2 separate regions of the Homo sapiens genome follow, and region 2 is linked to region 1. Evidence: chromatin contacts called from ENCODE Hi-C data. All regions are on one chromosome and are shown on one strand. Each heading gives the region's core, a stretch centred on a gene start or an enhancer-like site at or near the end of the contact. The rest is flanking DNA. Distances are from core to core; before and after follow the strand shown.

Region 1 (3,848 bases), core at 712-3,211:
AACAAAGGAGCTACGCTGTCATGCCAAGTTTTCAGTAAATACGTTGAGGAGCTGTGAGCTCAGAAAGCGTTCCAATAGAATTCATTTCTCATGGAGAGACCATGATTGATCTATTTGAAATGCAATATTGGTCCAGAAACTCAGAAACATTTGGTGGAACTCAGGGTTTACAATAACAACATTAGCTAAAGATTCAATCTGGACCTATTTTAAGATCCCGAGGGGGTGGCACATTGGTGTGTCATTCCCAAGATGTCTCAAAACACACAGCAGATTTCTGCTGTAGCAACTAGTGTGAGAAAACCCGAGAGCTTCTTGGTCATCTTTGCACCTCTGAGTGCTGAGCACACGTGTGGTGACGATGTTGCTACAACGATGTGGGGTGCAGGAAGCTCGAGTTTCAAAAGAAGATCATAAGTAACACATTTTTCCTTCTAGCCAGAATGCCCTGAAATACATGAAAAAAGATGCAGCTCTGGCTACGTGAAAAAGAGGTAGTGAGTGACTCGGGGCTGGGAAACGAAGCCGTCCTCGCTGGGATGGACTTTCAGTCTCACATCTTCAGCAACTTTAGCTTCTTCATTATGACTTTTTTTCTCTTGAAGATTAAGGAATCGAGGATTGCTGACATGTCTGTATTGATTAGTTATGGTTCTCCACTATGTTTACTGCCATCCTAATTACAGAACCTAATTTTCACATTTACTTATAATTGTGTGCAATTGTCCAGGCTGATCTTTTAAGGTTAAAGAGAAAATCTCAAACATGACATCAAACAAGTCTTTTTTTTTTTTTTTTTTTTTCCTTATTTTACAGCTTTATTACTGATTTCCCTCTAAAAAGAGACTCAAGTGTGGAGCTGACTCATCTATAGATTAAGGAATCACAAAGTACCATAGTCACTTAACAAATGCAAAAAAAAAAAAAAGCAATTGTTTTACCTTTCAACTGCTGATGTTATGTACAATCTATCACAAAAAGCATAGCTGTGCATTCATGAGCTGATTATATCAACCTCTAGAATTTTAGAAACGAGCACATCTAAGCATATGGATACTCTCTTACCTTACAAAGTAAAAGCATTTTCTATTTTAAAATTTTTATTTCTGTGTAAAACAAAGAATTCCTAGAGGTCAAATAATATACCAAACTTAAAGCACTATTAAGTCATGAAACAAAGAAGATTCTGAGGTAGAAGTCAAGCAATATAATCCACAGTTTCAGGTATTCCCAGCAACCATCGCATTTCGCAAGTAAGATCTATTTTTTTTAAAGTCTCAACTTCCAAAAAATCAATAATCCATTCTGTAAAATCAGATGTAAAACTATGACCAACAGAAGACACCCAAACTTTTCTCATGGTAACAGAGTAAATGCTTTTACTAAAAGCTGCCAACATTTCTATCAGTAGTAACCGTAAGGAGGCCGCTGGTTGTAACCATAATGTCCATATTGCTGGGGATAGTAAGGTTCTTGTCTGTGTTGCGGGTAGTTGTTACCCCAGGATCGTCCATGCCACTGATTGGATCGATTGTCACTTGGCCACCCCCATCTGTTGTCCCTGCCTCTGAACTGTCTGTTGTCTTGCAACCGATTGCCTCTGTTTCTTTGGTTCCCACCAGCTCTGCTATTCCATTCCTCAACAATTGGAGGAGACTCAGGAGGGCGTTTCAGGTATTCCTGATACTCCTTGTCATTTTCTGTGAATCTACTAGCAAACATCTCTTCAAAATTTGGAACAGCTTCGGCAGTGTCAGTCATTCTGAAAATCCCAAAGGTTTGAGGCAGCTGTATTGCTTAATGTTTAGGTTGTTTAAATCCGCCAAGGGCTATGTCTATCCAGCTCAGGCCGAACCCCGCCGGCGAGACACTGAGAAGCCCAGGAGAGGTGGCCTCTGGTCCACTACACCGTGGAACTCCAGACCACTCCAGTTCTCCAATGTAACCGAGCGCCTTCCTCTCCAAACAAGTCTTTTAATAAGGCCCATGAACTAGTCCATATATATACCAGAGGAGGAAAGAAAAAGAATGACCACAGTTTATTCTGAAGACATGACAAAGGTAACACACATCAGTTATACACAAAGTCAAATTTCAGCATTACCTCCAGGGCAGAGGGAGCCAACAGCTTTCAGAAATCTCTGCTCCTGCCATAGACTGGGGCTCCCCTCAGCTGCCTCCCAGTGGGGACTACATTACCCAGCCCTCCTTGCAGGCAGGTGTGGTCATGTGACTAGCCCTGGCCAATGGAGTGTGTCTGGATGGTGTACCTTAAAGAAGCAGGTGCTTCTTTCATAGTCTCTTTCCCCCCACAGCTAACTGCAGGCCCTTAGGGCTGGTGGAGCTACAAAGAAGAAGCCTGGGTCCCCCAAATCCCCATGTGGAAGCAAAGTGGCCAGTCATCAGGAACCCTGACATTAGACTAACACATAAGGAAGAAATAATTTTTCTTTTATGAACTCAGGGAAATATTTTCCTGAAACACAAGAGTGCACAGTCCAGAGACCCTGGGTCAGAGCCCTACAGGCCCAAGAAAGGCTTGGTTGGACACTGGCATGGGACAGAGGGAGGCAAGAAAGATGAGATAAGCACAGACTAGAGATTCGTATCTGCTTTTCATAAGTACAAGAGAAATGTACCATCAAAATCAGTTCTAATCACCGTCACTCTAATTGTGTGGCATCAGACAAGCTCCTCACCCGTCCTTGGCCTCAGTTCCCTCCTATGTAGAATGAGGGGGTCCTACCTGGATTAGTGGTTGTGAGAAATAAATGAACCCACGCATGTAAAACTCCCAGAACAGTACCTGGCATAGAGTGGGTTCTCAAAAATAACACTTTAGTTCTTCCTGAATATCTCATGCAGTGATATAACATCTTTCTTGAACGAGTCTGCCCTTTTTGAAGTCTGCCATTGGAAAAAAAAAAGCAAACCAGCATAAAATAAATATTATATATATATATACACACACAAAAATGTAAAATATATAAGTGGATTCAGAAGTAGAAGATGAAGGGCCCACGTCTCTGAAAAGCCACAGCTGAAGGCGCTGAAACTAGCCGTCTGGCCTCACTAGCACAGTGGGTAGAGTCTGACTTCCTGCTGGCTGCTGTCATTCATGGCAGGACTTTCCGGGACTGTGCGCTCTCTGCCCTGTGGGGAAGAACCCCGAGGAGGTGAGAGTGAGACCCTGCGCCCTCCTCACTCACTCAGGTTCCAGCCACAACAGTGAATTTATTTTGTTTTTTATCTGTTTGGCTTATCACATCTGAATGCAAAATATGCAGCATAAAATGAATGAAAATTGAGACCCCAGTGATGGTTAGAGAATTCTCGTATCATGAACTAAAAGTGAACTTCTTTCCAAGAAACAGGGGACCTTCGTTTTGCTCCCCAATGTACACACTGTGCTGGGGTCTGAAGTAAACAAGGCAGGAGCTCAGCTCCATCCCAGGGCCCTCACCCTCCACTGCTCCCTGAGTGTGGTTTAAAAAGAGGAACAAGGACCTCCACAAAGTCAGCTTCACATTCAGCAGGTGGACAGCAGAATCAAATCTCTGCAAAGAAACAGCCTATGAGTGTGTGCAGCTGCTCACAGGCCTAAATTATAATTTCCAGGTGGGGCCAGCGAGTTGCTGCAGGGGTGGCTTTCTGCAGAAAAAATGAGGGGTGGCTGAACTGGATTCCACAGGCCCTAGCCACACAGAGCATCATGCACCTGAACTGGGGGTCTTAGGGGACTCCTCTTGGGCACACGACATCCCTTTGCTGCCTCCTTTCCACAGGGACCCTGCGCTGGGAACTTGCAGCACGTCGCTGAGACACCAGAATCTGGGGAAATTCTGCCT
Region 2 (3,484 bases), core at 345-2,844, 1.2 Mb after region 1:
AAATCTTTTATTTCCTTTAATAACTGGTTACGTTTTATGTTTGATTCGGTGTGTTCTTGTAAGTCTGAGGGACAGCTCTTATCTAACAGTGTTGAGTCATCTTAAGTTGAAACTACATCTAGGCTAGTTTCAATTTGCTGTCTTCCTGCCAGTGAAAAATAATTTTATTTTACATAATTTGCAGACCTGATGGAAAATAAGTGTTATAACTGTAGACTTTTATAACACTATCAAACTGTGATTGTGGTTAAATTAATAGTGGCAGACTAGCAGAAGTGGGTCTTTCATATTCTTGAAAAACAGGGATCATAAATGATTAGGATATGATACCAAATTGGTGAGAAGCTTAAGAAACGTTTATGATTGTCATTAAGGATTTGATTGAGCAATTGTAGTGTATAAAGCATTATTTCTAGGTGTTGGTTAATCTGGTAGCATAGACTAATTTGTTTATAAACAGTTTTACCAGACTTGAATTTTGGTGTAATGTCAGACAGTGTGTACTAATAAGTAGGATAGCATTTATTTTGATATAAACATGTTTCTTTATTATAAATAAAATGTATATGCAGGTAGCAGTTATTGAACATATGAGACTGAACTCATTTGAAAATTATTTTCAGGTTAGATTGAGTCTTGATTTCTGCTGTTGTTCAAATGTTTGCTATTTCTGTTAGTTTTCTGGCTGATAGTATATAGGATATACCCATTCACCTTGTAGATACTTAAGACAGAGATCAAATGTATCTGTCTGACCTACATTTACACTTGTAAGTTGGATACTGAGCAGTGTGCCAAATCCCACAGACCCTTTAACCAGTTCTGGGCATGTCGGAGTTGGCTAACGCTGATGTGCTGATAGGGCCTGAAAAATCTACCGGTGGGCTTCCAGTTCGTGTCTCTCTATGTGGGAGTTCATAGCAGGAGTGTGCGTGTTCTAAGAATTGTACCGTCTTTGTTAATGAGTAGAAGATTTTTCTGAACATTTCTCGTTGTGTGTAACTGGGCTAAAGCAGGCTGAGAGGTGGCAAGGGAGATCTTTGCCTAGCTGAAGTCATCTGGTTGAGATTTTATTCTAGCAACCATAAGAACATAAAATTCACTAATCATTTTGACATATGTGATTGACCAAAACCATATTAGAATTTAATTTAGAAAGTGAATGTGCTTAATAAAGTGAGAATAAGCATATAGAGAGGTGGTTCAAATACAAGCAGGAAGGTATTTTCCCAGTGTATTTCCAAAAAGGATAATTTGAAGTTTTATACTTACAAATTTATGCATGTATGTCATGAGTGAAACTCTTTTGAGGAACTGAAATGGAATAGTTTACTATGGCTGGAAAAGAGCCAAAATTTTTGTGCTTTTGCTCACAAGAAATTTAATGTTAAAATTGTATGGCTTACAGAAAATAAGCAATGTCAACCTTGGTTGCACATGTTTACACTTTGCTGTGTTTTTAGGCTGAATATACACAACTTGCTTTACCTTGTAAGCGTCACTCCTTTGTAGTTAGAGTGGCTATGTGGAACCCTGTGAGTACAAGTGGGCACTATTAATAATTATACCAGGACAACAGCCATAAACTGGAGTTGTCTCCTTTAACTCTAGGTATGAACAGGTTGGACTTGCTGGCACTGTTTTTTCAGTTTCTGCAGTTTCAAACTTCCTGAAGTTTATTAGTGCCTGACTGACCTAGGCTGACAGGACAAGACCATTTTCACAGAATATTCAGACTTTTTTGTGGGTGTTTTAAAAACCATCTTCCTCTTCGGTAGGGTGGAAGCAGGCTGAAAAGTACATATTGCAGTTGAGGCTAGCTCTAGTCTAGCTCTGCCACTGACTATAGTAACAACAGCAGGATAGGTTGTTTCCAAATTAGGAAGTCGTGCCTTGCCTCCTAAAACTCCACCTGAAAGTGCCTTTGATTTTCAGAATAGAAGAAAGGTTGACCCAACATTATGATCCGTGAAAAAAATGCTCATTTGTTTGTTGTTTGGGGGGTGTTTTATTGGCTGAGTGGTGCAGTGGGCTGTTCTATTCAGAATCCTAGCAAGTTCTCTTGCTTGAGTTCATACATGTTCTATTAAAGGAAAATCAGGCGGTTTCTGCTCTTTGCAGACTTAAAACTTTTGGTTCTTCCAAGAATTTGCTTTCTCTTTATTCTTGTTTGCTCATAGTGGTACTTTCCATTGTGGTCTACTTATTATTCTAGTTCCTGATTTTTTTATAGGAGAACCAACAAAAATTCTGTCAATTTTTTCACTGTTAACCAGCTTTTGGTACTGAGCTTTGAGGTTGCCAGTTTCCCTCCTCCTCTTTGACTTCGGTTCTGTATGTTAAGTAGAGAAAATGAAATGGGAGTAACAATATGGTCACTCTCAGACACTATCCACTGTTTTAAAAACATTGTATTTTTAAGTTTTATAATCTCTTATAAACATGCTTAGTATAAAATTCATAGATTGAGGACATATCTTTCAAATATGTTATTTTAAATATTGTTATTATTATCCAAATAAACTTCTGAGTGCTGCAGACTCCTAGATGCTCATACAGTATACCATGATTTTACATAGGTTGCAAAGAACATTTGTTTTTCAATAATATGATTTTACACGAGCTTTTTAATGAGTTATTAGGTTACATTACATTACACTTTTTACATTAATTTCATTGGGAAAAACTTGGAATTTTTTTTTAAATTTTTTATTTCTGTAGGTTTTTGGGGAACAAGAGGTATATGGTTACTTGAGTAAGTTCTTTAGTGGTGATTTGTGAGATTTTAGTGCATCCATCACCCTAGCAGTGTACACTGAACCCAGTTAGTAGTCTTTTATCTCTCATCCTCTTCCCACCCTTTTCCCCGAGTCCCCGAAGTCCATTGTGTCATTCTTAGGCCTTTGTATCCTCATAAGTGCTCGCACTTAGGAGCGAGAACATATGTTTGGTTTTCCATTCTTGAGTTACTTCACTTAGAATATAGTCTCCAGTCCCATCCAGGTTGCTGTGAATGCCATTAATTGGAATGATTTTTGTTGTTGTTGTTGTTTCGGTTTTTTTTTTTTTTTTTTTTTTCGAAAGGTATAAAACGTGATAGATGGAACACTGGACTACATCTTGAATAACAAGTCACGGTGCATCACACCATGAAAACACCCCTCCTGCCACCCATGGAACGATTCTTTTTAAGAGGCATTGGGAATAAAACCAGTTGTGTCAAGGATTCTAGTTTGAACTTACTTTATTTTCATTTCTGCTGTCCTCCTTTGGAAGATTCTTTTAAATACTTTTCATACTCTATACAGTGGCTTATCCCTGTAATCCCAGCAGTTTGGGAGGCCAAGGCAGGAGTATTGCTTGAGCCCAAAAGTTTGTGACCAGTCTGGGCAACACAGTGAGGTCCCGTCTCTACCAAAATTTAAAAAAAAATTAACAAGCAGGGTGGCACATACCTGTGTTCCCAGCTTCTTGGGAGGCTGAG

The links. A loop is a pair of places that touch in the nucleus more often than their neighbours do. Pooled maps may share reads with other maps.
Region 2: a pooled map shows a loop between it and region 1 (7-fold over the local background). The contact joins the enhancer-like site here to the promoter of RAMACL in region 1. A Hi-C loop is called at or near these places in 2 of 37 single-sample maps with no recorded cell type and 4 of 50 pooled maps.

The regions. Positions count from the first base shown.
Region 1 is chr6:166,584,717-166,588,564 of GRCh38, forward strand. It overlaps RAMACL (RNA guanine-7 methyltransferase activating subunit like), which reads right to left and starts at 1,962. Exons shown (of 1, transcript NM_001395999.1): 1 at 1-1,962. The coding sequence starts at 1,761. The coding sequence ends at 1,405. The region is part of intron 1 of RPS6KA2 (ribosomal protein S6 kinase A2); the gene reads right to left. RefSeq lists a silencer at 2,165-2,304.
Region 2 is chr6:167,831,402-167,834,885 of GRCh38, forward strand. The region is part of intron 1 of AFDN (afadin, adherens junction formation factor); the gene reads left to right. Among named protein-coding and RNA genes, the nearest start is that of AFDN, 6.2 kb to the left of the region's middle. Within about 2 kb of position 1,595, at least 4 of the 41 ENCODE cell types and tissues checked have a DNase peak (open chromatin) inside an H3K27ac peak, as active enhancers do.